2 separate regions of the Homo sapiens genome follow, and region 1 is linked to region 2. The links are chromatin loops, found by intact Hi-C in ENCODE. Cell type or tissue: mammary epithelial cell. All regions are shown on one strand. Each heading gives the region's core, and the rest is flanking DNA. Links, peaks and the distances in the headings are about the cores only. Region 1 overlaps SLC20A1 (solute carrier family 20 member 1). Region 2 holds the start of LOC124907869 (a long non-coding RNA gene).

Region 1 (15,285 bases), core at 4,196-12,195, 56 kb before region 2:
ACATTATCGTAGTACAGTATATAATACATACATATAACACGTAAAATATGTGTTCACAACTGTTTATGTTATTGCTAAAGCTTCTGGTCAACCGTAGGCTACTGGTAGTCAAGTTTTTGGAGTCAAAAGTTATACATGGTTTTTTGACTGCATGGGGGTTGGTGTCCAACCTCCACACTGTTCAAGGGTTTACCGTAATACCAAAGCTAAAAACAATCTACATAAAATAGTAAAATAAAGCTGTCCATTCAACAGTAAATCTTTGGCTGTGAAAAACCATGAGTAGGCCAGACGCAGTGGCTCATGGCTATAATCCCAGCACTTTGGGAGGCCAACACAGGCGGATCACTTGAGGTCAGGAGTTTGAGACCAGCCTGGCCAACATGCTGAAAGCTTGTCTCTACTAAAAATTAGCCAGATGTGGTGGTGGGCGCCTGTAGTCCCAGCTACTCAGGAGGCTGAGGCAGGAGAATTGCTTGAACCCAGGAGGTGGAGGTTGCAGTGAGCCGAGATCACACCACTGCACTCCAGCCTGGTGACACAGCGAGACTCCGTCTCAAAAAAAAAAACAAAAAGTATCAAAAGAAAAAACTGGAAAAACAAAACAAAAAAAACACCCGTGTGCTAACATGAAAGTGTACAGGCTGTGCTACTAAAAGGGAAAATGCCAAGTTGCCACCACAGTCCCTATGGAGTAATGTCTTGCATATTCTGGGCACACAAGAAGCATACAGGGAGGGGTTGGGAGCTTTAAGTTGGACAGTAGCTCTCACTTGTTAAGATATTCACATCACCTAAGAATGATATTAGGCTAACTGATCAGGAGCCCAGGTGATTCGAGTATGAAAGAAAACCATGAGAACAAATTTTCTAAAAACTGTAGGCTTTTTTATTCAGTTAAGAGGTAGACAAATGAACATGGAAGGCTGTCCCACTTAACTTGCCCAAAGTTCACATTCCACTTCATTCATCCATCCCACACTGCCAGAAATCTTAAAGAAATAACCAAGATTGCCAACAGGCTTTTTCTTTCTTACTTCTTCTTAGCAATAACAGTCAATAAACTGCTTGCAAAAAAGTTACTAATTTAAATTTTCACTGTGTTCAAAGAACCTCATCCCTCTAAGAAGCTCCCGAATATGCCAATAGATCCTGCCACTACTGACAGGAGGGCAGAGTACCAAGGACTCTACTTATATAAGAGACTACAAGGGAAGTTGTAGTTATATTTTTGTTGTTAAATCCCTGTGCATGTGAGGGCAGAAGCTGGTGAAACCAACAACGCAGAGCATGCTCTGTCAAACGGCTCTTCATGGTTTAAAAAAAAGAAAAAAAAATCACAAGTCATCTTCAGAGACAACATTAAAACATAATGGAATTGAAGCCTGATACAAAAAGTAGAGAAATATGTACAGGAATTCACAGCCCAGAAGGAAAGGGGACCTCAGCAGGAGCCAGTGGAACCCGGGCTATTTTACACAGCTAATTTTGAGACAATTCATATTTAGCACAAAAGCAGTTATAGCACAAGTAACACTTCCCTCCTCTGGCTCCCAAATAAAAAGACTCTTGTCAGTCTTCTGTTAACACTGTAATCATTCTTCAGGGGAGCAGGAATACCTAAGATGGTCCCAAACATTGACACAAATTTTAATCTCAAACAGCTTCACATTCTGAGGATGACATATCTGAAGATTGCCATGATGGCAGCACTGATAACTCCAGAAATGGGGACTGTGACAAACCAGGCCATAAAAATGTTACGAAAGAGACGCCAGTCAACAGCCTTCTTGGACCGGAGCCAGCCAACAGACACAACAGAGCCCACCTAGAAGAGAAGCAGACCAAGGAAACAGGTTATTGAAGTGCCAGTGGTATTCTGGCAAACAGACACCTGAGACTGTTTGGACAAGGAGCCCCAGACCCCTGGACAAGACAAAGTCCAAGAAAGCTGGTTTACAACAGGTTAAGCTGGGAAAATGAAGGCAATTTGAAAATCCAATCATAATCTATACTAACGGTAGTAAAAGGACACAAGAACTATTTCTTTTCCCCTTCTCAGCTACTGCTAAAATTTAATGAATATATACTGCTTTTATTTATTTATTTTTTGAGACGGAGTCTCGCACTGTCGCCCAGGCTGGAGTACAGTGGCGCAATCTTGGCTCACTGCAACCTCCACCTCCTGGTTTCATGTGATTCTCCTGCCTCAGCCTCCCAAGTGCTGGGATTACAGGCACCCACCACCACGCCTAGCTAATTTTTTGTATTTTTAGTAGAGATGGGGTTTCACTATGTTGGCCAGGCTGGTCTCAAACTCCTGACCTTGTGATCCACCTGCCTTGGCCTCCCAAAGTGCTGGGATTACAGGCATGAGCCACTGCACCTGGCCTATACACTGCTTTTAATAACAAATTGCATTGTAAGTCTTCCTAAGATTATTTACAGAGTGGCTGATATTAAACCTAATAAACAATTGTCTGGAGACACATCCGGGTAGCAAACAGATGACTCAGCAGGATCCATGATGGACCAGCTTAAATGCTCTTAAGGAAACCAGTTTCTTCCTTCTCCTATAATTATTAGATTGTCATCAAACAACCTTAAGATTTGTTTTGTTTCTCAGTATTTCAATCCTGAGAGGCCCTGAAATATGCCTTCTGTAAATAAACTGCTTTGCCAACATTTTGGCAAGCCTCACAGACTTGTTAGAACCAGGCCTTCAGCCACCACAAATGGCAGCAGAAACCCACCTGGCCAGAATTAAAGCACCTGCCAGTTTCTAAGCATACACCTACCCTGCTCTGAATGGCTTCCCCAAAGGCAAAGAACATAATGCTGTCGGCCGGGCGCGGTGGCTCACGCATGTAATCCTAGCACTTTGGGAGGCCGAGCCAGGTGGATCACCTGAGGTTAGGAGTTCATGACCAGCTTGGCCAACATGGTGAAATCCTGTGTCTACTAAAAATACAAAAATTAGCCAGGCATGGTGGCGGGTGCCTATAATCCCAGCTACTTGAGAGGCTGAAGCACAAGAATCACTTGAGCCCAGGAGGCGGAGGTTGCAATGAGCCGAGATTGTGCCACTGAACTCCAGCCCAGGTGACACAGCAAGACTCCAACTCATACATAAATAAATAAAACATAATGGTGCCAAGTAGAAATGACTCTTGAGATTAAAAAAAAAATTATTATAAAGAGACTACAATGAGGGAGGATAAAGTAACAAAGGAAGAGGTTAGTAGCCAGAAACTACAGTAAGCTGTATATAAAACAATGTTTCTATTATTTGGGGAGAATATCTATTTAATTGCTTAAATAAGAATAAACACAAGAAATAACTTATGAACTCTTCAAGACTCCAACTGCACAAAACTTTCTAAATCAAAGTATCAGAGAAGTAAAACTAAAAACCCTACATATTAGAAGAACCATTTGAAAGACACACATTGGCATTACACTTACTTTACAATGTGTTGTACTGATGGGAAGGCCAATATTTGATGCAATCACCACAGTGAGGGCAGATGCCAGTTCAATACTGAAGCCACTACAGACACAAAAGGATTCTTGTCAGGAAGTGAGTTTGACTTTTTTGAGAAGCTAACACTACACCTCAAGTTAACACAGTCCTGCTTTGTTCTACTCAGTCACAAAACCTCCACTGACATCTTTATTTGCTATAACCCCTAAGATCTACTTTATTTAAATCAGGCCACAGATGCCCAGTTTCCTTATTCAAAGGCTTCCAGTTTTACGTTTTTCTGGAATCCCACTATTAAATAAAATTTGCACTTTTATTTTGAAGAGTTTGGTAAACATTGAGTCTTAGCTCCCAAGACAAATAAAAGGCAAGTATACATAACTATCCGCTCTTAGCATACACAGCTTTCTCAGAAAAGTCATTTTCTTCAGAGACCACCAGAGCTAAATGGGTAAAATGTCTGACCAAAATGTTTAAGGGCCAGACAAGTAAAATCTAAAAAGAACAATGACAATAAGAACATCATGAACTTATACAAACTTGGTTACTTTAGAGATTTGTGTTAGCACTCGACAGTGTTATATCTCTGAAAAAAATGAGTACTGACATTTGTAGAACCTGCTCCACCTACTTACCTAGAGGGTGTGATCGGTGTCAGATCCTTCCCCATGGTCTGGATAACTCTTCTTCCCCAAACCCACAGACCAACACAGATACCAACACCACCATAGAGTAGAAGCCATATTGGTGTTGCCACTTTTGAAGAAACATCTCCTGTGTCATAAACCAAATATAAAGCAACCAGAGGCCCAATGGCATTGCTGGAAGAAACAAAGAGGGCAGAAGTGACTTTTCAGGCAGAACTAGATCTTGGCAAGACCCAATCTGCTGAATGATCTACCAGGTTGTCTAAAGTACAGCTTTCAAGCTCATCTGGCAAAAGGGCCTTTCTTTCTAAAGACATAAATGGAACCCCAACATACACAACAGAAAAATGAACACAGCTCTGATGGAGGGAATGCCAGGCAAATGGTGGCCTCTTTCCTCCTATAGGCAGCTTAAAGCAACTCTCAGGTTCCAATAAACAGTTTACAAACCAAACTACAAAATCATTCTATATGAAAAACTTTTAAGTTTTTCATCTTACATCTTACATCCCACAATTCACTACCAAAGAACTGAATCTCATCTTGATGGACAAAAGCCTTCTCTGTGAAGAGTATCTGTTTATATTTATCATCTACAAAAATAAACATTCTTTGTAATTCCTCTGAAGAATAAAACTGTACTGTCTTATTATGTCAATAACTGCTATTACCTCATCCTATTTGTATTATTTGGGGTCCTGTAAATGCTAGGAGTACCACTACCACAAGCACAGGCCTGTGACAAGGATAAATGGTTTAAAAATAGGGTTAGCAACACTAAGATCAATGTCAACTGACCTTACGTCATTGCCACCATGGGCGAATGACCCAAAGCAGGCTGTAAGGATCTGCAGGAACTGGAAGAGGAGAGAGACTTCAGGCTTATCCTGGTCATACCATTCTTCTAGAGAGCCATTACTTCCTTTTCTGTCACCTAGACCCATCTCTGCCTTGACACTCATGTCTATCTCAGATGCTGAGTGAAGGTCAGACACAGCATTGCAGTAACTGGTGTAACTGTCCATTCGAATTCGCTTCTTGGAGTCTGCATTAGGCCATGTCAGCTTCTCCATTTCTTCGCCCTTCTGTTCACCTTCTTTGGCACGGAATGAATCCAGAGGCATGCCACATATTGCCATGGTATAGGAAGTATAGCTATTATTGCGCCTTAAGGGTTTGTCACCGGAGTCTCCCATGCAATCTCCCACCTTGGCAAGATGTAATTTATGGAGTAGCTCTTTGTACAGGCCGGAATCCTTATGCACGGTGTGATACTGGTAGTGGCCACTGGAGTTTATTTGGTTGCTGACGGCTTGACTGAACTGGACAAGGTTCCCATTAGGCAACTGCACTGCACCTAGTCAAGATCACCAAGGTGACATTCAATACAAAAAGCATCAAATCCAAAACAATAAGCCTCCTCACCACTGCAGGTAACAAAAGTGAAACCAGGAATTCCAACTCACCATTCACGGTGCTATCTATGCTGGTTTCCTCTTTCAAGTCCACGCTGGGAAGCCTCTCTCTCTCTGGAGCTTCCTCCAAATCTCCAAGTTTGAATGAGACTGTTCTCTCCTCCACCACAGCCTGGAGGGGCACAGTGGCAGGCCCTACCTCAGAAACAGGATGCTTGTTTTCAATATCACCAACAGACAACTTTGTTTCTTCATGGTCTTCTTTCAAGCTATTCTTTTTTTCCATTAAGGGGCTTTCAGAAGGACTACACTTTATTTCTCCTAGGAAAAAAAAGGGGGGTCTTTTTTGGTTTGGTTGTGGCCATACTACTTTGTTCCACGTCTCCTTTCCTCCACCCCCAAAAAACTCATCTCAAAACAAGAATGTATGTGAACTTCAATTAACATTCAGGAACATTTTTCCTGCCTGCTTTATCATTTGCCAGCAACTCTCACTTGGGAACAACCAGCAATGCAGAACACCCTATGTCAGGGGTCCCAAAATTTTTCTGTAAATATTTTAGGTTTTACGGGCTTCTGTAGCACATTGTTGTTTTGTTTTTATTTTTACAACCCTTTACAGATATAAGAACCCTTCTTAGCTCCCTGCTGACTCATTCTGTAGGGGAAAGTAGCTCAACCATGGGGCTGATAAGCTGAAACTAAAAATCTGAACTGTACCCAATTCTATTCTTTTCAAAAGAGGATTCTCTCAAATTTCAGTCCACCAATTCAAGCAAAGTGGCACAGCTCAATGCAGGGAACTAAAGACGACAACTTTAATTTCCACCTCTATAAAACAAAGAGATGTGCATCATGGCTGTAAATCCCACAGGCAGACCAGAGTATCTTCTGCCTCTCTCATGCCAGTGCTCAGTATGCTGACCTATCCATCCAGGCACCTCAGTCAAACTACAGACTGACTAACATAAAGCAAGACTTGTCTCAACTCCTCCCAGAGAGGGAAAATGAGGCCAGAGAGTCCTGAAAGCCTGGTTCCCACCGTGCACTCGGCACAGCCAGACTAGCACAGAACCTCTCGGAGGCTCTTCGGTTCAGCTGCGGTGACGCAGCGTTCTTCCTAACACCACTGCAGTCTATGCATCCCTCAGCTTCGAAACGATAAACTTCAACTTGCTAACCCAGCCTTCACATCGATGAAAAGGGCAGAAAATGATTATTTTAAGGAAAAAAAAGTCCGATACTAACCAAAATTTACTCAGTATTTAATTACATGAGTGTGTGGTAATGGCCTAAATGATTCCTTGACACTTGAAAATGTTTACTTCTAGAATCTGTGCTACAATTCTAGCAGACACACAATGTGTGTTTGTATATGTATTTGCATTGTATACTGCAATACAATGTCTACATGTATTCTAGCCTATATACAACATGTACACATTAGACTTAGCTTTGCTTGTCTGAATCTGAAGTTATACACAGAAGCAGTTGGGGTAAATATTTCCTCTACGAAAATATCTTGTATCTACCCCTTATTTTTCATTAAGGTATCCTTCTACTTCTCAGTAAATGTAGGCTATGATTTCTCTATTTATCTATCATGTCACTGGCAACTGATCAAGGAACATAAAAAAATTCAATGCCCCAGATTGTCTCTACAGCATAGGTTGAATACTCTTTATCACTAGGTCTTAGGTCATGTAAGTCCATTTTTAAGAACAGGTCTTAGGTCATGTAAGTCCATTTCTAAAAACAGTTTGGACAACAAACCCATATCCTCAAATTTCCCTTTAAAATCTCTTATTTTGCCAATCTCTTCTAATAGATTTTTACAGGTGGCCAAATAAAAAATAAACACAACATTAGTAGTTAAACTTTTCTGCTGTTTAGTTATTACTTACGTTCAATTTTTCTCTTCATCCTGGGACATACAAAGAACCAGACGATAAGGGCACAGAAAACTGCACATCCCACCGAGATGAGGATGGTACCCCACAGAGGAAGTTTGTCAAAGCCCAGCACTAGGAGATAAAATGGTGCATCTTGAAAACCCCAGGGCAACAGCCCCCTGCAATATTGTGTAAACCCTCCTCTGGGGACTGAGGGGTTCCCCATACCAGCCCATCACCCCTGACAGCTGCTGCCAGATTTAAGTGCACAGGATTACTGTGCTAGTGCCTATACAAATTTGGGAGAAAAACTCAATGATCATCTGAAAACCCACACCAGCCTAGCCCACTTGAACACCTGCGGGACTCAAGTTCCTATGCTTCTCAACATACGAGCCTTTTCCTTTCTTCACCTTGGAAGATAATAAAGATCACTACACGCTAAGGACCTATGACTAGCTATGAAAAAGACAGCAAGTGTTCCACTCTCCTAGCTCATGATCGTAACTGCCACATATTCCATTACCACCTACAAACTTATTTTAATGTTAACAGAATGATGTCTCAGTAGTCACATTTGTCATGCTGACACAATTCTGTGTAAAAGTGATTACATTCACTATACTGGCCTTTAGTAAAATGCTTTAATGAGATTATCTCCTTGAAAGCAGTATCAAAGCAAGATACAGAAAACAAGGATATTATCTATCAAAAGTTGATAATTTAAGAATAGTTGTAAAAGCTTTGTCTTTCAGCCAGGCACGGTGGCTCATGCCTGTAATCCCAGCACTTTGGGAGGCCGTGGCAGGCAGATCACTTGAGGTCAGGAGTTCGAGACCAGCCTGCCCAACATGGCAAAACCCCATCTCTACTAAAAATACAAAAAAAAATTAGCCGGGCATGGTGGTGGGCGCCTGTAGTCCCAGCTACTCGGGAGGCTGAGGTGGGAGAATCACTTGAACCTGGCAGGGCGGAGGTTGCAGTGAGCTGAGATTGCGCCACTGCACTCCAGCCTGGGTGACAAAGTCAGACTTTGTCTCAAAAAAAAAAAAAAAAAAAAAAAAAGTTTTGTCTTTCTCACACACAAAGTTTAGTGGTAATTTCACTTACAAGTCTTACCTTAAAAAAAGACTTGCCTAGCAACACTGTTCACATGGTTTAAGAATGAGTAATATTAGTCATTATCTGACTGTCATATGCACGCCAGTAGGCTCCAAACCATTAGCCTGTACTAAAGACAGAAGTAAAGCACTGGCCAGGCACAGTGGCTCACACCTGTAATCCCAGCACTTTGGGAGGCTGAGACAGGTGGAGCACCTGAGGTCACGAGTTCAAGACCAGCCTGGCCAACATGGTGAAACCCCGTCTCCACTGAAAATTAAAAAAATCAGCTGGATGTGGTGGTGGGCTTCTATAATCCCAGCTACTTGGGAGGCTGAGGCAGGAGAATCACTTGAACCCAGGAGGTCGAGGTTGCAGTGAGCCAAGATCGTGCCACTGCACTCCAGCCAGCCTGGGTGACAAGAGCGAAACTCCGTCACAAAAACAAACGAAAAGAAGTAAAGCACTATACAATCCTATTTAAATCTAACAGATGTTATAATGATCTCTAGCTACTCAGGAGACTGAAGTGTGAGAACACCCTGAGCCCAGGAATACAAGGCCAGCCTGGGCAACACAGCAAGACCCCATCCCTGAAAAACAAAAAAGGTAAAAAAAAAAAAAAAAAACCCATAAAAGATATTATAATGATCTGTAGTTGATATCTAGGAATAGCTTAGTTACTTCTGCTTGTTTTGCTTTATTTTGCTTGTTATGTACGAAATCACAGATGCTCCTCAACTTACAATGAGGTTATGTACCTATAAACCCATCAAAAAGTCAAATAACTGAAGGTTGAACCATGAAGTCAGGGACTGTTTGTACTTATAAACTGGAAATTCTATCATACCCCAAAATGATTAATCTTTAAAAATCAGACACAAGGCCAGACGCGGCAGCTCACGCCTGTAATCCCAGCACTTTGGGAGGCTGAGGTCCGTGGATCACCTGAGGTTGGGAGTTCAAGACCAGACTGACCAACACGGTGAAACCACGTATCTACTAAAAATACAAAAATTAGCTGGGCGTGGTGATGCACATGTGTAATCCCAGCTACTCGGGAGGCTGAAGCAGGAGAATCGCTCAAACCCGGGAGGTAGTGGTTGCAGTCACCCAAGTTCGCACCACTGCACTCCAACCTGAGTGACAGGGCGAGACTCTGTCTCAAAAAAAAAAAAAAAAAAAAAATTAGAAACAAATTGAGGTCCCTTCAAAACTAAAACTTTTTTTGTTTTTGAACTTTTTTTTTTTTTTTTTGAGACAGCATCGCACTCTGTCGCCCAGGCTGGAGTACAGTGGCACGATCTTGGCTCACTGCAACCTCCGCCTACCAGGCTCAAGTGATTCTCCTGCCTCAGCCTCCGAAGTAGCTGGGATTACAGGCGCCTGCCACTGCACCTGGTTAGTTTTTCTAGTTTTTAGTAGAGATGAGGTTTCACCAACTTGGCCAGGCTGGTCTTGAACTCCTGACCTCATGATCCACCCACCTCGGCCTCCCAAAGTGCTGGGATTACAAGCATGAGCCACCGCGCCCGGCCCCAAACTACAATTCTATGGTGACTATGTATCTTTTCATTTTAAATTCTGCTTTCAATTTTGATCATGTGGTCACACAAACTAAAATATACATGAAATTACTGTCTATCACAATTTAAGTTGGTCTACATTCCAAGTCAAAAAGGAAAGAGACTGGTTTTTCTTACAAATGATCCATAAAGGACACAACGAAAATATCTAAGTTTCTGTTTTTAAAATGATTCTAATTTCACTCATCTCTGAGCTTTGCTTCTACCACATAAAGAATGAGTGTTAAGAGCATCATGGGAGACTTTTTAGTTTATCACAAAGAACTGTTTACAATGGAAATCTGGCATACAAACTTCTCTTCACCGGCACATAGCAGTTCAGTATAGTCTAAGTAAGAACAATATTTTCTTAAAGTTGTCTGTTTCGTTCCTGATTATTCCAAGAATTAATTAGCAAGATTAAAAATACTTAGCTCCATCTAACAAAATACACATATAATCCCTCAATCTAAAATAAGGTAAAAAATTAAAATATTGGCGAGGTGCGGTGATCATGTCTGTAATCCCAGCACTTTGGGAGGCTGAGGCAGGCGGACCACCTGAGGTCAGGAGTTGGAGACCAGCCTGACCAACATGGAGAAACCCCGTCTCTACTAAAAATACAAAATCAGCCGGGCTTGGTGGTGCACGCCTGTAATCCCAGTTACTTGGGAGGCTGAAGCAGGAGAATTGCTTGAACCCGGGAGGTAGAGGTTGTGGTGAGCCAAGATCATGCCATTGCACTCCAGCCTGGGCAACAAGAGCAAAACTGTCTCAAAAAAATAAATAAATAATAAAAATATTTAGCTAACTCTACTTTGGGTCAGCAACTTACTACTTCAGTGAGGTTTAAGAGCAAGTCACAACCCATTACTCAAAACTGAAATCATTTCAGTGGGCCACAACAAATGTTAAGAAAAAAAAAAAGAGAGAATTTGAAAATATGGGTGCATAGCACATAGTAAGCATTAAGTGGCTTCATGACACTATTCCAGTTATCTTTCTCTCTACATACATACATGTGTGTCCTGTATTTCATCCAGTGGGTCACAGTATAAAGAATAAAAGTCACTGCCTATGTAGTCACAGACCATCAGGCCAAATGAGTCTAGATACCAAAACTGTACTGTCCTGCCAGTTACAAGTTACCAATCTTTTGTTGTTGCTAAATTAAACTTGTAGCGCCATAATTTAATCCATGCCTTGCCTTAGTCCCAAACATGAAAGTCATCAACATTTCAACCTTTATATTCTCACAAATTATTTTTCCTCTTAGCTGCATGAATTTCTTCTTCCAAGTGCACTTAGAGCAGGTGGTAAACATCCCAACTCTTCTCATTCAAGCAGATTCATGGAAGTTTAGTACTTAGAAACAATAGTATCTCCATTTGGGAGAGAAAAATGAGAATATCCAGCAAACCAGTCCTAAATGACTGATTACTGAAGATCAGATATAACTAATGACTTCAGTAGTTGAGGTCAGTATTAATTCCAGCATTTTTAGCATAGACAGGAGAAAGGGAAGGAGATGATCATATTATCAGTGGATCCTGTGAAGACTAAAGAGGAAAGGTCTGTAGTGATTTAGAATCTGAGCAGGTCTCTTTGGTTGAAAAACTATCTAGGTTAACTCAGCGTACACTAGCCTGCAGCCTTCTGAAATGGGCGCAGGCCAGCCACCTTCTAGGAGATTTCAGCCCTGTAAAGCAAAAAGGGGTAAATTGGGCATTTAATGCAAGTTTTGTAAACAACTTTAAATTCACATTTAAATATTTTGATAGGTACTTACACGGTGCTCCAGTATACATGATGGAAAAGAGGTTTATTCCAACTGTGCAGGCATAGAAAACTGGCAAAGCTCGCAAACCATTAGGAACTGGATCTGCCTGTAAAACATCATTAAGATCAATATCTTAAAAGGTATAAAGGTTAACCCATTTCCACAGAATCTTTTAACAGGGTAGGTTTGGGAATTATAGTGCCAATAACTCTCTCCAGAGTAGTTTCCAAGGACAACAGAGTTTTTCCTGCATTTGCATCTGGAATTCTTCCTACGAAGGCTAATTCCAACTTCTACCTGTTTTTTTTTCTTTTTTCTTTTAATAACAAGACTAACTGTACCAGTGACTGATAACATCCTGAATAAAGATTGCAATACCCACATTCTAAGGTACCCAAAAGCCCTAATATAAACTTCAGCACACACCTGAGGATAGGCTATACTCTACGTTTGTAAGAGATGTCAAGAAATAGACTATGTTAGGATGTTGCTTACCTGACTTCATATCTTCAAAGACTAAAAATACAACATGCAGACTATGCGTACGCCAACCATCTTATCTAAACATCTGACAAAGATGCCACAATTAATGCTTTACCGAAGTTCAATGATAATAACTGATTGTGCACAAGGTCATCCACTCACTCAAAAGACTGTGTGCCAAGTGCTATTCTGGGCACCGAAATATAGGAGGGAATAAGACCAAGTTCCTGTTCTAATAGAACTGACACTCACCTTCTAGTATGGAATAATGTAAAGTACTGACAAATGCTGTGAAGAGAAATAAAGAAGGGTAAGAGGAGAGTGATGGAAGGGGGGGCACCATTTGGGTGGGGAGGGTCAAGGAATAAGCATGACATAAATGTAGTAAGCTAGCAAGCTGTGTACATTAACTATGGGTACAGAAGGGGCAAACCACCTGATTATTTGGGCGCTGAATGTTCCAGACAGAGATATCAGCAAATGCAAAGGCCCTAAGGCAAAAACTTGAAATGTTTAAGGAACAGTAAGGCCAGTGACTAAAAATAAGAATTCTACCATACCTAGTATGTATTAATTCTATAGGAGAACACCCAAGTCAAACACCGAAAGAATGGGAGGAGGCTGGGCGCGGTGGCTCACACCTGTAATCCCAGCACTTTGGGAGGCCGAGGCAGGACAATCATGAGGTCAGGAGATCGAGACCATCCTGGGTAATACGGTGAAACCCTGTCTCTACTAAAAATACCAAAAAAATTAGCCCGGATGTGGTGGCAAGCATCTGTAGTCCCAGCTACTCTGGAGGCTGACTCAGGAGAATCACTTGAACCTGGGAGACAGAGGTTGCAGTCAGTGGAGACTGGGCCACCTCACTCCAGCCTGGGCAACAGAGTAAGACTCCATCTCAGAAAAAAAAAAAAATTGGGAGCAAAGATCTGAATACATATATGGGAAGGCTAAAAACTTTATAAAGACCTTAGCCTAAAAGGTTTAATGTTATCTTGATCACAATTCCAGTGGAAAATCTTGGGGAGGAAAAACAGAAAGTAAAACCCTACAGCTTCCAACAATAATCAATACACTGGAAAGTTAGTAGCTTAAGACCAGTGAAACAAGGGAAAGCTCAGACCCATGTGTAAAGTAAAGGTACCATTTCAAATTAGCAGAGATGAGCACTCATTGAAAACCACTCTAAAATTTAACTCTTATCTATAGTTTAATAGAGAATGTTAACAGATAGTGAAATAGCCAAAACAAAAACAATAGCATACAGAAATCAAGAACTGTTAAGCATCCTTGAATAACTAACTCAACGGTGGTCAAACTCTGAGGGCAGTCAACAAGATTAGGAAACTAAGGTGTGTATTTTTATTCTAAAGACTAGTCTTAAGAAAATGCAGGTCAGGTGTGGTGGTGGCTCATGTCTGTCTGTAATCCTAGCACTTTGGGAGGATGAGGCAGGGGATGGCTTGAGCCCAGAAGTTCAAGACCAACTTAAGCAACAGAGCAAGACTCCACCTCTATAAAATATAAAAAGTTAGCCAGATGTGGTGGCACACACCCATAGTCCCAGCTACTCTGGAGGCTGAGGCAGGAGGATCACTTGAGCCTGGGAGGTCAAGGCTGCAGTGAGCTACAATTAAGTCACCGTACTCCAGCCTGGGTGACAGGCGAGACTTCGCTTAAGAAAAAAAAAAAGCCAGGTGCAGTGGCTCAAGCCTGTAATCCCAGCACTTTGGGAGGCCAAGACGGACAGAGCACCTGAGGTCAGGAGTTCAAGACCAGCTTGACCAACGTGGTGAAACCCCGTCTCTACCAAAAATACAAAAATACTAGCCGGGTGTGGTGGCGCCTGTAATCCCAGCTACTCAGGAGGCTGAGGCAGGAGAATTGCTTGAGCCCGAGAGGCGGAGGTTGCAGTAAGCCCAGATCGTGCCACTGCATTCCAGCCTGGGCAACAGAGTGAGACTCCGTCTCAAAAAAAAAAAAAAAAGGCTCCAAAAAACCCAACCCAAGACTCCCACCCCCAAAAATTTCCTGGGTTTTAAAGACATTATGTGGGGACTTCTCAATAGATTTTCAAAGATATTTCGTAATATGATTATCCATAAATCAAATTGTAATTGACTAGTCTGAAGTAGCAGCCTGTGTATTTATTATCCTGTATAGCATAGCCCAATTAAGTATTCCCTGAGGTAAACAAATCTGAGGTATTCTCTACGCAAAGTTGTTGGGGATGGGGTAGGGTATGAATGACACTACTATACCAATAGTTTATTGTGAAATACAGGTTCATGGTTAAAAAAAAATCAAAAGTTCCAGAGAGTCTAGGAAGAAGGTAAAACAAGAAAGGTCTCATCATTGTAGAGATCCACCTAACACACAAGTAAAACTTCACCTGGAAATAATGTGAATGCCTCATCGTCTAGTCATGTGGGACAGGAAAGGTCTTCACAAAACCCCCCATCTTCACCAGAATAGTTCACTTTTACATATTGGATATTCTGGTTTTGTCTAAAGAAAAGGGAAGACATCCTAAATATATTTCTAACTAATGAGAATGCCAAAAGCCCTATTTTCTTTGACTAGAATTTAAAAATACTCAACAGGAGCACTGAAGCATATTCCTTCTGTGCGATGCCAGTCCTAAATAGAAGTACCTCACCTCCATTCTGTCTGTTCCCACCTATCCCCAACATGCTTGGAACAAACATTCAGAGAATAGAAAATGTTTAAAAGCAATTTTTTGAAATTAAAAAAAAAGGTCATGTTAATCTTAATTTTCAAGATAGACATTTAAGAGTTGGAATATATCTTAATGGTCAAATATTCAGATTTTAGCAGTTAAGATACCAAAAGCTTACCAGTCTAAGGATATTTTCTTGAAATTTAACTCCTAAAAGGAAGCAGAAATATTCATA
Region 2 (15,285 bases), core at 4,156-12,155:
CAGGGCACGTGTATACCTATGTAACAAAACTGCACGATGTACACATGTTTGCCAGAACTTAAAGTATAATTAAAAAAAAAAAAAAGAAAAGAAAAGAAAACTCAGGGATCAGGGTTTTTAAGAATAATTTGGTGGGTAGGGGTCCAGTGAGCCAGGAGCACCGATTGGTTGGCTTGAGGATGAACTCATAGGCAGTCGAAGCTATCCTCTTATGCTGAGTCAGTTCCTGGGTGAGTGCCACAGAACTGGTTGGCAGGTCCAGGTGAGGCCAACCACTTGTCAGAAATGGAAAAACCTGAAAAGACATCTCAAAAGGCCAATCTCAGGTTCACAATGGTGATGTTATCTTCAAGAGTAATCAGGGAAGTTGCAAATCTCATGACCTTCCACGTAACAGCTGGTAATATTTAGAGTTCCAGCCCCTCTCATCCTAACTTGGTGGCTGGTGGCCTTTCATTCGTTTTACAAGAACAGATTTGCTTTTGGGAAGGGCTGTTATTTAAACTATAAACTAAATTCCTTCCCAAGGCTAGTTCGGCCTATGCCCAGGAATGGATAAGGACAGTTTAGAGGTTAGAAGCAAGATGGAGTCAGTTAGGTCTGATCTATTTCACTGTCATAATTCCCCATAATTTTGGCAAAGGCGGTTTCAAGATGGGCAGTCTTCTTCAGAACTCTCCCGAGCCAGTTTATCACCTGCTTCCCTGGTTCTGGTAAGCATGAGACTCCATGCCTTGCCCTCCTCTGAGTATAGCTGCAGACTAGAAAACACTTGGCTGGGCCAGGCACGGTGGCTCATGCCTGTAATCCCAGCACTTTGGGAGGCTAAGGTAGGCAGATCACTAGGGGTCAGGAGTTTGAGACTAGCCTGGCCAACATGGGGAAAACTCCGTCTTTACTAAAAATACAAAAAAAAAAAAAAAAAAAAAAAAAGAAGCTGGGCATGGTGGCGCATGCCTGTAATCACAGCTACTCAGGAGGCCGAGGCAGTGAGATGAGATCACACCACCGCACTCCAGCCTGGGCAACAGAGCAAGACTCTGTCAAAAGAAAGAGGAAGGGAAGGGAAGGCAAGAGAAGGCAAAGGGAGGGGAGGGGAGGCAAGGGGAGGAGAGGTTAGGTGAGGGGAGGCGAGGCGAGGGGAGGGGAGGGAGAAGAAGGGAAGGGGAGGCCAGGGAAGGGGAGGCAAGGGGAGGGGAGGGGAGGGAGAAGGAGGAAAGGGAAGGGAAGGGAAGGGAAAGGAAGGGAAGGGAAGGGAGGGGAGGGGAGAGAAGGGGAGGGGAGGCGAGGGGAGGGAAAGAAAGGAGGGAGGGAGGGGAGGAAGGAAGGCAGGCTTGACTGTAGCTTAGGAAGGAAGGAAGGCAGGCAGGCAGGCTTGGCTGTAGCTTAGGAAGGAAGGGGAAAATGCTTGTCTGTAGCTTAGAATTAGCACCCACACTCGACGGGAGGCGATGATACAAGGCATGTATATGAGGGAGTGGGAATTTGGGGACCACCTAGAATTATGCCTTCCCATCCCTGAGAGCATGTGCATAGCTACCAGCTATAAAGCTGCTTGGCTGCAGTGTGGTATGGGCTTCACCTGGCACTCATGTTGCTGCCATTTGGCCCCTGTTGTTTTGGTGCCGCCCTGTGCAAGGGTCACAGGGACCTGGCACCTCTGTCTACTTGCGCTTTCACCATCTGTATGAGTAATATAAACTGCCTGATCTAAAAAATGGCTCCTTGTTGCTTTCCTGACCATGCATGTCAGCCAGGCCTTGCCTTGTGCTTGATACATAGCAGCTGTGGCTCCCCCAGGCTGCTGCTTAGGGGCTGCTGCTTAGGGGCTGCTGCTTGGCCATCTGACAGGAAGATACTCGGTCTACTAAGGGAGGAAAGAATGATACATGAAGGAACCACAGGACGTGGCCAAATGTCCAGTAGGTGCTGGGGAGACACACGGGGCTGGCTCTCCTCATGCTGCATCAAGTGGGACAAAGTTGGATAAAGGGAAGTTTATTGATGCGAGAGTGCTGCTGTGGGGTATGGGATTCACACCCCAGCAAGGAGGTGAAGATAGTACTAACACTCCACTCAATGGTCTCATGGAAGCCTGGAAAAAGCAATATCCCCCAGGAAAGCAGAACTGCCAGAAATGCCGTGCAATAGTGGATACAGGAATGAGGTGGCTCAGAGAAGCAGGCATGCTGGAGTGGATATGCTACTGAGGAAAGAAAACCCACCAGGTCACCGCAGTCCACAGGGGAGCCGTGGGCACCTTCTGTTTATCCAAACGAGGAGGAATGTGCTGTTCAATGGGGCCACCAGCATCAGCAAGAAGCTTGGTGGTGACTGTGGGCTGATCGTGGGAGATGATGTTACAGAGCTATGTTCCCAATACTAATGAGGATGAGTCCTGAAATAATAGAGGCCAGGTGACAACACTTCACTGCCAGAAGAATGCTGGGTGAGATTGCTGTAATACATGGCAAGAACAGATGTAATGTATGACAGGCAGGGGAGTCTGTTCCCATAGAGAATTATAGAGATGGGCCAGGCGCTGTGGCTTACGCCTGTAATCCCAGCACTTTGGGAGGCCTAGGTGGGTGGATCACCTGAGGTCAGGAGTTCAAGACCAGCCTGGCCAACATGGTGAAACACCCCAGTCTCCACTAAAAATACAAAAAATTAGCCAGGCGTGGTGGTGGGTGCCTATAATCCCTACTACTCAGGAGGCTGAGGCAGGAGAATCGCTTGAACCCAGGAGGCAGAGGTTGCAATGAGCCGAGATGGTGCTATTGCACTCTAGCCTGGGTAACAGAATGAGATTCTGTCTCAAAAAAAAAGAGAGAGAGTATTATAGAAATGATAATAGGACATAATTTTCCTAAGGGCAAAATACAGCTTAATTTATGCAATCAGAGGGAATCAGAAATGATCAAGGCTCAAGACACATCTCAATAAAAAACTATGATCCTTTGATCAGTTTCTAGACCTGAGCCAGTACCCCTTGACTGAATGGGATGCCAGCCCACATAAGGGAGGATCCTACATCACGGCAAATGTATGTGGTAATGATTCCCTCCAATCCTTCTCCAGAAAGACCTGAGGGCATGTACTCAGGTAAATGTACACTGGGGAAAAGGGAATAATCGACCTTTCAGGAACTATTGGACACAGGATCCAAGTTAACACTGAAAATCAGAGACTCAAACATCATCATTAAAGGGGCCAGGTAATACATGGGGTGCCAGGCCAGGCCAAGTTCCTACTGGGTGCAACACAAGCTTCCAAGAGTCCTTTCCCAATGGAATCCACAGGATGCACGTAATTCCTCCAGCAACAGGTTATGACAACACATGTGAAACATTGTCTACCAGGGAGGCTCATTAGAGACTCAGTGTGTAAGGTTTTAATGCAGGGAAGGTACTTACATTGGCGTCCACTGTCTGGCATGTACCAAAATTCTAGACTCTCAGAAGGAAAAGAGGTGTTCAGCATAAGCTGAACACTTTAGATACAGTGAGACACTCCGATGAGAGAATGATGGAAATCCAACTGACTAGATGCCAGCCAAGGGCCAACCTTGCAAGCCGACTTTTCCGAGAATAGCAGGCTCAGGCCTGCTGTGTTAACTTTTTTCTACACAGGCTGTTCACTTGGAATTATATATTCAACAAAAATATATTTCAAGAATGACAGTAAAATAAAGACATTTTTGGGCTAACGATATAGAGGGTTTGCTCCAAAAAGAGCTGCCATAAATTCTGAAGGATGTGCTTATGCAGAAGAGTAATCCAGGAAGATCAGAGACGCAGGAAAGAACAAAGAACACTGATGGTACAGTACCCTGTAAGAATGTCTTCTGGGCCCAAAAGAGCAAGAGAAACACAGCATGTAAGGGGGAGAGGATGTGAGGTTAATGTAATCAAATATCCTTATATAGTTGAAGGACAGTAGAGCTATTTCTTGATTTTATACATGTTAATTATGAATGTCAAAATATGTAAAGTTAATTACTAGGCCAGGCATGGTGGCTCACGACTGTAATCCCAGCAGTTTGGGAGGCCGAGGTGGGCGGATCACCTGAGGTTAGGAGTTCGAGACCAGCCTGGCCAACATGGCGAAACTGCATCTCTACTAAAAATACAAAATCTCCTTGTCTCCCTTTTGCCTAACTTGGTCCTTCCAGGTCCCTGACCAACTAGCCAAGCCATTTGCCACAGCTCAGGAGTCCATACTCATACCTACTTCAGGCCTCTTCTCCCTCTATACAAAGTGGATGGCCAAATACACTATTCAGCTCTGATTGCTGGGAAGATTTCCCCTCATGGCTATTTTGAGGGCCACCTTGAGTAGGGCTGTAGTATGATAGCAGTCTACTTCAGTGGATAACAGTCTATTTCAGCTCACACCAACAAGGCCCAGGATTGTTCTTCTATCAGTTGATCATACACACCTACCTGAGGCTATGGACATCAGCTGAGTCAATGGCTTCAATGCAACCGAGGTGGATGACCTGGGGATCTGGGCCATGTGTCCATTTAACTTACTTATGTTCTCGACCTGCTCCTGAATGACCATTTCTATCATACTTGAAAGGCAGCTCCAGGTGCAAAGTCACTTGATGCCCCATGGTCAATTTCAAAATCTCTTTTAGGGCCCAATGGTATGACAAGAATTGCTTTTCCAATGAATGGCAAATAATTGTCTGTTACAGAAGGCATAGTCTTGCTCCAGATCTCTAGGGGTCTGTGCTGCAATTCTCCCAGTGGACTTTCCAGAAACACCACACGGCATCTTGATCTACTATGCCTACACTAGCATCACTGAGCCCGCTGGCATAGAAGGCAAAGAGCAGGGCAGTTTGCCCCACACCTTGGATCTGCTGCAGGGTCTCATTGTTTGGGTATTATTTGAACTAGGAGATAAATGAGTAAATGCTGTATTGCCAGTGTGGTATATGATGCCTCAAAATGCCTCTTTCTTAGCAATAGGGGGTGCTTAAGGTACAGCAACTTGTTTCAGACCAGTGGACCCTACAAATGTCACCAATATGGCAAAGCCTCCGAATTTTAGGGGAGGGGAGTCCTGTCTCCCACCAACTGGCATCTGGTCATTCAGAGTACCTGCCATATTTTGTTCAACCAAGTCCAGCTAGCATTATGTTCTGTGGAATGGCAAGATGATCAGGTCCCTGTGGATCATACTGTGATAGAGAGGAGAAGAGTTACCATAGCACTGGGGCAAGAAGGTAAATCTATTCTGCTGCCTTCCCTACATGTGAACAAAATAACTTTGAGTCTCTTTACTCATGAGGATTGAAAAGAATGCATTTATCAGATCAATAGCTGCATGCCAAGTGCCACAGGCTGTATCGATCTGTTCAGGTAAACATCCAGCCTAGCAGCTACAATTTCGGCTATCACTTGGTTAAGTTGATGGAAGCCCACAGTCATCCACCACAATCCATATGGTTTTTTATACATATGAGCCAAATGGCGATATGATAGGAACCATCCTCCCTGCATCTTTAGTCTTTGATGGAGGTGCTGATCTCTGCAATTCTCCAGACGTGGTGTTATTTTTTATTTATCATCTTGACACTTGATGCTTGGACCTGCCTAACATAATTGGTGAGAGAACTAATATGCAAGTTCTGCTACCTGCTAAGTATATCCACCCCAATTAAGAGACCTGGAAATAACTTCAAGAGGGAACTGTGGGCCCACTGGACAAACATGAGACAAACATGAGGCAGGACTCCGCTTATTACCTTGTCTCCCGTGCCCACTCTAGGCAGGGATCTATAGTGGCATTTCAGATCCTCTGGTACCGATTTCATGAACCTGGTATTCCATGGCCCTTGAGAAATCTAGGTACTTCCCTTTCTATAGTGGACAGTTACCCTAGAACATGGCTCGGTCCCTTTAACAAAGAGCTAGAGGAATACTTGCTGCATGTATTTGCAGTAGCATTGTCGGATTCTTCCTCGGGGGAACTGGGCTGCCCTTCTGTCAACAGGGTCTGAGCTTGAGAACTGACATGTGATTTTTTTTTTTTTTTTTTGAGATGGAGTCTTGTTCTGTCACCGAGGCTGGAGTGCAATAGCATGATCTCGGGTCACTGCAACCTCTGCCTCCTGGGTTCAAGCGATTCTCCTGCCTCAGCCTCGTGAGTAGCTGAGATTACAGGTCCCCACCACCACGCCCGGCTAATTTTTGTATTTTAGTAGAGACGGGGTTTCACCATATTAGCCAGGCTAGTCTTGAACTCCTGACCTCACCTGATCCACCCACACTGGCCTCCCAAAGTGCTGGGATTACAGGTGTGAGCCATGGTGCCTGGCCAGACTTGTGATTTTCATTGTGGAAGATGACATAGGGCTCTGCTCCCCAGATCTTCATTTTTCCTGGTTATACAGTCAAATAATACTCTAGGCAATATCCCCCATGGGATGGTGTTCTCCCCAGGGGACTGTGTGGACCATTGGCCATTGCCACAGGTATCTGCGTATCACGGCACCCTGACTACCAGTCCAGGCTTGCTGCCCATTCCAGTAATTTGTACTCACTTTGTCTCTGATGGTTAAGTGCCTCCACCTGCCTCTGCTATTTCAGAATCCTGTCACTCCCATTAACCCTAGGGAGCCCAGTTCAATGGCATCGTATCTCACTGTCACTCCTAGCCTATGGAGACTCCACCAGTGAGTTTCCCATTGATACCAGAAGCTCCCTCACTAGTGCACTCTACACTACATCTGGGGTAAAGGGCCATGATGTCTGCAACACATTCTCAAATTGTTCAGGGAAAAAAAATGTTAAGAACAGAGAGAGGCCGGGCACAGTGACTTACACCGGTAATCCCAGTACTTTGGGAGGCTGAGGTGGGAGGATTCCTTGAGCCCAGGAATTTGAGAACAGCCTGGGAAACATAGCAAGACCCCTACCAAAAAAAAAAAAAAAAAAAATTAGCTGGGCATAGTGGTGTATACCTGTGGTCCCAGCTATGTGGGAGGCTGAGGCAGGACGATCACTTGAGCCCAGGAGGTCGAGGCTGCATGATCACACCACTGCTGTTGCCACCCTGAACAATAGCAAGATGCTGTCTCCAAAAATAAAAGAACAGAGAGAAAGAAAAGCAATGAAGCAAATAAAGCAAAATGTCCACAGGAGGAAAATCTGAGAAAGGAGATTTTATATATATATATAACGATTTTTTTTTTTTGGCTGGGCATGGTAGCTCATGCCTGTAATCCCAGCACTTTGGGAGACAGAGGTGGGCAGATCACGAGGTCAGGAGTTCGAGACCAGCGTGACCAGCATGGTGAAACCCTGTCTCTAATAAATATACAAAAATTAGCGGGGCGTGGTGTTGCAGCTACTTGGGAGGCTGAGGCAGGAGAATCGCTTGTACCTGAGAGGCGGAGGTTGCAGTGAGCCGAGATCACGCCATTGCGTTCCAGCCTGGGCGATACAGTGAGACTCTGTCTCAAAAAATAAAAACAACGTTTTTTTAATCACCTTTCCAAACTTTTCCACAGTAACTAGGACACTTGTGTTTTCTACATCTTGTGTCAAATATGATCCTTAGAAGTTCAGCAGGAAATATTTTTACTAGAGTGGCATGCAGTAGCCTCCAGACAATTTCTGATTACATTCCTTTCTGATTTCTAAATGCATCTGTTTTTAACCTTTTACTTTCTTTATCTATTCAGTCTCCTGAAGGGTGCATATAGTTTATCCTGAAAGAAGCAATTTGAGATTAATCCTTTCAATCATCTTTTGCCTTGTTTTTATTTCCTGTTTTATTCACATCAGGTTTTAATTTTACTAATTCCTTCTAATTTTTGTACCTCAAGAGAGCTCAGACTTAGATAGATCAAAATCTGTTTCATAATACACTCTCATCACCATTCTATACATACCCTGCTTTCATTTATTTTGTGTTCTTAAAAATATTATAATAAACATGTGTGTAATCAATGTCCAACCTAAGAAGTAGAAAGAATAAACTATTATCTTTAAAATACAGGGCTATGGACTTATCTGCACATAGCACCATTCAGTTAATAACTAAAGTTATGCCACTTTTTGTAATGACTCCCTTTTTACAGTATAATGACTCCCCAAAAACACACTAAATAAGTACACTGTAAGAAGTAATACTTGACCTTAGGGTTTCCAGCAAAGACACACCCCAAAATCTCCATGCGCAGTTCCCAGCCGGAGGCCTCACGTGGAAGCAGCTGCCTCTGGTCTGTGTGGGACAGCGCCACCTCCTGGTCGGCGGCAGAGCCAGCATCTTAATTCCATGCATGCTTCCATGCTAGGAAACGCCCTTGCTTAGCCTTAATTTTGTTTCAAACGTATTTGGGGTGCCATAAGTTTATTTTCTGTAAAGTTTGAGGGCACTGTAATCATGAGCTCCCAAAAGACTGAAAAATTGGTGAGGACAATGGTGCAAGATGAAAAATGCCCCTTCCCCGATGGTCAAGTCCTGAGTTCCTCTTTTGGGGAAGGCAACATATCTACATTACACGAAGTTCTATGCACATAATATTTATTTACATTAAACTTGTTGGGCTGGGCGCTGTGGCTCACGCCTGTAATCCCAGCATTTTGGGAGGCCGAGGCAGGTGGATCACGAGGTCAGGAGATTGAGACCAGCCTGGCCAACATGGTGAAACCCTGTCTCTAATAAAAATACAAAAATTAGCCGGGCGTAGTGGCGCGTGCCTGTAGCCCCAGCTACTCAGGAGGCTGAGGCAGGAGAGTTGCTTGAACCCGGGAGGCGGAGGTTGCAGTGGGCCAAGATCATGCTACTGCACTCCAGTCTGGGAGACAGAGGGAGACTCCGTCTCAAAAAAAAAAAAAAAATTGTTGTTTACTACTGACATAAATATGTTTTCTTTATTTGGTTGATTTTTTTTCTATTAAAATTATTCACGTGTCTTGGATTGAGATAAATGATGTATTTTCTCATTAAAATTAATAGAAATATTTTTTTCATATGCAGGTTTGTCACTTAGCAGCAAAGTTTTTAGGAATAAATTAGTCATTAAGTGAAGGATAGGTATAACTTCAAAAGAAAGGTACAAATATCTAAATGATGGCAACAAAAGAATTAACATTAAAATGTCAATCAATCCAAGACTAACACATAAAAATTAATCAAAAAGAGTAAAAACTTTTAAAGACCACATGAACTAGCATGATTCAAAGTAATTAGGAATAAATAATACAGCAAAAATAAAAATAAAAACTTGGCCAGGCGTGGTGGCACATGCCTGCAATCCCAGCACATTGGGAGGCCGAGGCAAGCAGATCACCTGAGATCAGGAGTTTGAGACCAGCCTGGCCAACATGGCAAAACCCCATCTCTACTAAAAATACAAAAATTAGCCGGGTGTGGTGGTGGGCGCCTGTAATCCCAGCTACTTGGGAGGCTGAGGCAGGAGAATCGCTTGAGCCCAGGAGGCAGAGGTTGCAGTGAGCTGAGATTGTGTCACTGCACTCCAGCCTGGGCAACAACAGCGAAACTCCATCTAAAAAAAAAAAAAAATTAAGCTTCCTACAAACTGTTGAAGTAATACATAAATTAATTGTCACAAGATTTCAAACAATACAAAGAGAGTGTGAGAACCCCTTGAATATTTCTCTTGTGATTTCAGTTCCCCTCCCAATCCCAAATGAACTCGGGCACAAACAAGCATGCAGAGTTTGGAATGTATCAGCAATTTTCCTCCAAAATGTGTGTACCATGAACAATAGCTTATGAGGTACCTATTTTTACACTTTCTACTTATTTTAATTTTTTTTTTAAGAGATGGGGTCTCACTATGTTGCCCAGGCTGGTCCCAAACGCCTGGCCTCAAGCTATCCTCCCACTTTGGCCCCCTAAAGTGCTGGGATTATAGGTGTGAGCCACCACGCTTGGCCCTATTTCTACATTTTCTTTTCTTTTTAATTTTTCTTTTCTTTTTTTTTCTTTTGAGACAGAATTCTGCTCTTGTTGCCCAGGCTGGAGTGCAATGGCGCAATCTTGGCTCACCTCTGCCTCCCGGGTTCAAACAATTCTCCTGCTTCAGCCTCCCGAGTAGCTGGGACTACAGGCATGTGCCACCATGCCTGGCTAATTTTTGTATTTTTAGTAGAGACGGGGTTTCTCCATGTTGGTCAGGCTGGTCTCGAACTTCTGACCTCAGGTGATACGCCGGCCTCGGCCTCCCAAAGTGCTGGGATTATAGGTGTGAGCCACTGCGCCTGGCCTACATTTTCTTTTTCTTTTTCTTTCTTTTTTTTTTTCTTGAGAGAGAGTCTTGCTGTGTCACCCAGGCTGGAGTGCAGTGGTATGATCTCAGCTCCACCTCCTGAGTTCCAGCAATTCTTGTGCCTCAGCCTCCTGAGTAGCTGGGATTACAGGCATGCACCACCACATCCGACTAATTTTTGTACTGTTAGTAGAGACAGGATTTCTCCATGTCGGTCAGGCTGGTCTCAAACTCCTGGCTTCAAGCGATCCACCCACCTCAGCCTCCCAACATGATGGGATTACAGGCATGAGCCACTGCACCCAGCCTAGTTCTACATTTTCTTGTCAACATTAGATATTATCAGACTTTTTAGTTTTTGCCAATCTGAAGGACCAAAAATCTCACTGGAATCTACACTTCTCTAATGGTTAGAGAGACTGCATATTTTTCCTTTCCTCTTTTGTGAGTTGCCTGTTCCTATTGTATCACTGAGGTTTTGCTGCTGTAACAAATAACCACAGTATCTCAGTGGCTTACAACAAGAAGCATGTAGTTCTTGATCATTTAAATGAGGACTGAGGTTGACCTGTAGCTCTGCTCAGTTTCTATTCTCATTCCTGGTCCCGGACTGAATGAGCATCATCCTCTAAGGCCATTCCCACAACGTAGAGATGAAACACAAAATGCAAAGCTACAAGATGCATGCCATTTAAAACTTCCGCCCAGATGTGGCATATGTCACATCTTTTCACCTCTCATTGGCTAACACAAGTCTCACCAGCCAGCCCTGGCTATGGGTCAGAGAAGTACCCTTCTCCAACAGAGTATGTGATGAAGGTGGAGGTGGGAATGTTTAACATTGACACAGGGAAAGAGTTGATAACTCTTTATGTGATTATTATCTACTAAACGGTTCCACTTTTTTTTTTTTTAATTATTTTTGAGACAGAGTTTCGCTCTTGTCACCCAGGCTAGAGTACAATGGCATGATCTCGGCTCACTGCAACCTCTGCCTCCCGGGTTCAAGTGATTCTCCTGCCTCGGCCTCCCAAGTAGCTGGGATCACAGGCATGTGCCACGACGCCCAGCTAAGTTAATACAAACATGGTCATCATGTTGGACAGCCTGGTCTCGAAATCCCATTTATTTATTTATTTATTTATTTATTTATTTATTTATGAGATGGAGTCTCGTTCTGTAGCCCAGGCTGGAGTACAGTGGCATGATCTTGGCTCAATGCAACCTCTGCCTCCTGGGTTCAAGCGATTCTCCTGCCTCAGCCTCCCGAGTAGCTGGGATTATACGCATGTACCACCATGCCCAGCTAATTTTTGTATTTTTTAGTAGAGATAGGGTTTCACCATGTTGGCCAGGCTGGTCTCAAACTCCTGACCTCAAGTGATCCATTTGCCTCAGCCTCCCAAAGTGCTGGGATTACAGGCACGAGCCATCGCCCCCGGCACACAAGCCTTGCTTCAAGGTGATTCCACTTGGTATGTGATTCTCCTCCATAAACACAGGTTATAAAGTGTTCCCTCTATGAACTGAGATTCTCTCTCTGACTTTGATCTAATATAGACAAGTAGAATGAAAACATGGTCTGGCTGACACTTCCACTTCTGGCATCTCTCCAAACTGAGGTGGCCTTGATACCTAAGAAAGCCCCATGCTGATGGCAGCCCAAGGGGAGCAAGGTCAGGGAAGGCCTCTCCCTGTTAGGAAGGACATTCACATAATTTTCTTCCTGTGCACAGTGTGAGTCTCAAAAAAAAAAAAAAGACTCTCACTCTGTCGCCCACGCTGGAGTGCAGTGGCGTCGTGATCCCGGCTCACTGCAACCTCTGCCTCCTGGGCTCAAGCAATCCTGCTACCTCAGCCTCCCGCATAGCCGGGATTACAGGCACCTGCCACCATGCCCAGCTAATTTTTGTTTTTTTAGTACAGACGGGGTTTCACCATGTTGGCCAAGCTGGTCTTGAACTCCTGACCTTAAACAATCAGCCTACCTTGGCCTCCCAAAGTGCTGGGATTGCAGACGTAAGCCACCATGCCCAGCCTGAATTGATAAATTCTTGAGAGATGGGAAACGGCATTCTTTAATGAGAATTTTGGATATAGGGGACACTAATAGAAACTAACAAAGTGCTTTCATAAAATTCCCAGATGCTCAAAGAAAATTTAAAAGTCGAGTTAAGATCCATAAAATATGCATGCCCAGGCTGGGCGCGGTGGCTCACGCCTGTAATCCCAACATTTTGGGAGGCTGAGGCAGGTGGATCACGAGGTCAGGAGATTGAGACCATCCTGGCCAACATGGTGAAACCCCATCTGTACTAAAAATACAAAAATTAGCTGGGCGTGGTGGCGCGTGCCTGTGGTCCTAGCTACTCAGGAGGCTGAGGCAGGAGAATCGCTTGAACTCGGGAGGTGGAGGTTGCAGTGAGCTGAGATTGCGCCACTGCACTCCAGCCTGGGCAACAGAATGAGACTCCACCTCAAAAAAAAAAAAAAGTGCACGCCCACAACTGAGTAAAAGACAGGACTGTGATCAGGAAGTGCAGAAAATGTTAAATTTTAATGTCAGGGGTTAATTTAGAAAACATTGGCAAGTGTTTTCTCCTTTTATCATACCTTCCCCCTTTCTCATCTTTGCTGCAGATAAGGTCAAGTTCAGGGACTGCAGGACTTAAGGGGTAGGAGGTAATTCCTTCAAAACAAAAATGAAGGCAGGGTGTGGTGGCTCACGCCTGGAATCCCAGCACTTTGGGAGGCAGACGAGGGCAGATCACTTGAGGTTAGGAGTTCTAGACCAGCCTGGCCAACATATTGAAACCCCATCTCTACTAAAAATACAAAAAAATTAGCTGGGTGTGGCGGTGCATGTCTATAATCCCAGCTACTCAGGAGGTTGAGGCAGGAGTAATGCTTGAACCCGGGAGACGGTCCTCGCAGTGAGCCAAGACCATGCCATTGCACTCCAGCCTGGGCCATAGAGTGATTCTGTCTCAGAAAAAAAAAAAAAAAAAGATGAAAAGAAAACCCTTCTTTTCTCCTGCTTTGCATCTGCAATGGTGCAGGAATCCACAGATGTAACTAGACGTAACTGATGAATTGCAAGAAGTTAGAAGCCTGAAGAATGCAGCCGACATGAAAGGCTTTTATTCATACAGGTGATGTGATCTAAATGACTGACTGCATATTTAGAAAATAGGAAGAGTGTGAGGGACGGCAGCAAGGGTGAAGAATCGCCCCTCACCAGACAAGACTACAACAAAATTAACTGAGTCCTCATTTCAGCTTTAAAATAAACAAAAGGGGCTGGGCATGGTGGTTCACTCCTGTAATCCCAGCACTTTGGGAGGCCAAGGCAGGCAGATTTCTTGAGCTCAGGAGTTAGAGAACAGCCTGGACAATATGGTGAAACCCCATCTCTACTAAAAAGACAAAAATTAGCTGGGCATGCGTGCCTGTAGTCTCATCTACTCAGGAGGCTGAGGTGGGAGGATCATCTGAGCCCAGGAGGTGGAGGTGGCAGTGAGCCGAGATCACATCACTGCACTCCAGCCTGGTCAACAGAGTGAGACCCCATCTCATAAATAAATAAACAAACAAATAAATAAAATGAACAAAAGGGGAACTGTATACCCAAACTATAAAACAAAAATTAAAAAAAAATGAAAAGGGGAATTGTAAATCCAGGCTTAAGATGGAGTGAGGCCTTCTAAGAAAAAGAACAGCAACAACAATAACAATACCAAACCTTCTGCAGGGGCAGAGTGCAAAGAAATGGTGGTGAGAATGACAAGCTGGGGAAAATAATGCCTGCTGCAATTCCGGACACATTGGGACTTAGTGCTCCCTTTGAGACATCTATATGAAGGTCCATGGCAGCAGGTGGAAGCCCAAGGCAGAAGCCAGGGCTGGAGATAACCATCTGTGAACCAATGACTTATCTGATATTCTCTAGGAAGGAGATCACTGCACAGAGGAGAGAATAAGAAGAGGCCTGGTGTAAGCCTTGAAGAAAATCATTATGTCACGGCTGGGTGGGAGAAGGTGGTGGCATAGCCAGAGAGCTAGGAGGAAACCTGCAGAGTCCATGTAAAGATGAAAGAAGAGTAGAAATGTGGAGGGCCATTAAAAAATTATTCTGACAGTTGTTAAAACAGTATAGAAAATTGTACTCAAGACGACTGTCCCTGTCTCACTTCCCACTGCCCTAGTAATGCTTACTGGGATCAACCTCTAATTCTCTGTCCCAGGGTCTGTTTCTGGGGGAACCTGAGCTAAGACGGTGCATCATGAACCAAGGATTATGATTCAAGCACATATGGCACATTAACAAAAGCTGAGCATATGCCAAGCCATAAAGGCTCGACACATTTCAAAAGATTAAAATCATATAAAATGTTCCCAACCCAATTGCAATTAAGCAAGATACCTAAAAAAAAAAAACCTCCTTATGTTTAGAAATTAAGAAATACGACTCTAAACTTCTAAACAATCTGAGGTCAATGGAGAAATCAAAAGAGAGTAGAGAAGGGAAAATAAGGAACAAAAGGAGGATTGAAAGACAAAGACATCCAAGGAGCAGGACTACTATAGGCAGAGATGGCAAGAAGGAAACGTGACTATTGGCTAAGTTACAACAATGCATTCATGGGTTTTTGTTGTTATTATAGTTATTTTATCTTCTATTTTGAAGAATGATTTGTTATTTCTTCACAGTTATGGGACAAGTCAAATTATATATCTTGAAAAAAAAAAAAACAAAGTCACGCTTTGTGGCAAATTTAAGTGTATTAGAAAAGAAAGCCGGACACGGTGGCTCACGCCTGTAATCCCAGCATTTTGAGAGGCTGAGGCGGGTGGATCATGAGGTCAGGAGATCGAGACCATCCTGGCTAACATGGTGAAACCCCGTCTCTACTAAAAATACAAAAAATTAGCCGGGCGTGGTGGCGGGCGCCTGTAATCCCAGCTACTCGGGAGGCTGAGGCAGGAGAACGGCATGAACCCGGGAGGCAGAGGTTACAGTGAGCCAAGAT

The links. Peaks named below come from ENCODE experiments on the same cell type or tissue, not always from the same donor. Only the 100,000 strongest peaks of a DNase experiment are listed, where the experiment ranks them.
Region 1: it touches region 2 in a loop (5-fold over the local background); 20 of 110 quality-filtered maps call a loop at or near these places.

The regions. Positions count from the first base shown.
Region 1 is chr2:112,649,407-112,664,691 of GRCh38, reverse strand. SLC20A1 (solute carrier family 20 member 1) reads right to left here. Exons shown (of 11, transcript NM_005415.5): 5 at 11,894-11,990; 6 at 7,451-7,570; 7 at 5,598-5,867; 8 at 4,930-5,488; 9 at 4,120-4,305; 10 at 3,466-3,550; 11 at 867-1,828. The coding sequence ends at 1,667. Among named protein-coding and RNA genes, the nearest start is that of SLC20A1, 11 kb to the right of the region's middle. In mammary epithelial cell, for the core only: no CTCF peak of the experiment used is centred there; a DNase peak (open chromatin) is centred at 8,641; H3K27ac peaks cover 1,612 bases.
Region 2 is chr2:112,593,184-112,608,468 of GRCh38, reverse strand. LOC124907869 (a long non-coding RNA gene) reads right to left here and starts at 8,610. Exons shown (of 2, transcript XR_007087193.1): 1 at 8,156-8,610. In mammary epithelial cell, for the core only: a CTCF peak has its summit at 8,266 (motif pointing left); a DNase peak (open chromatin) is centred at 8,218; H3K27ac peaks cover 1,388 bases.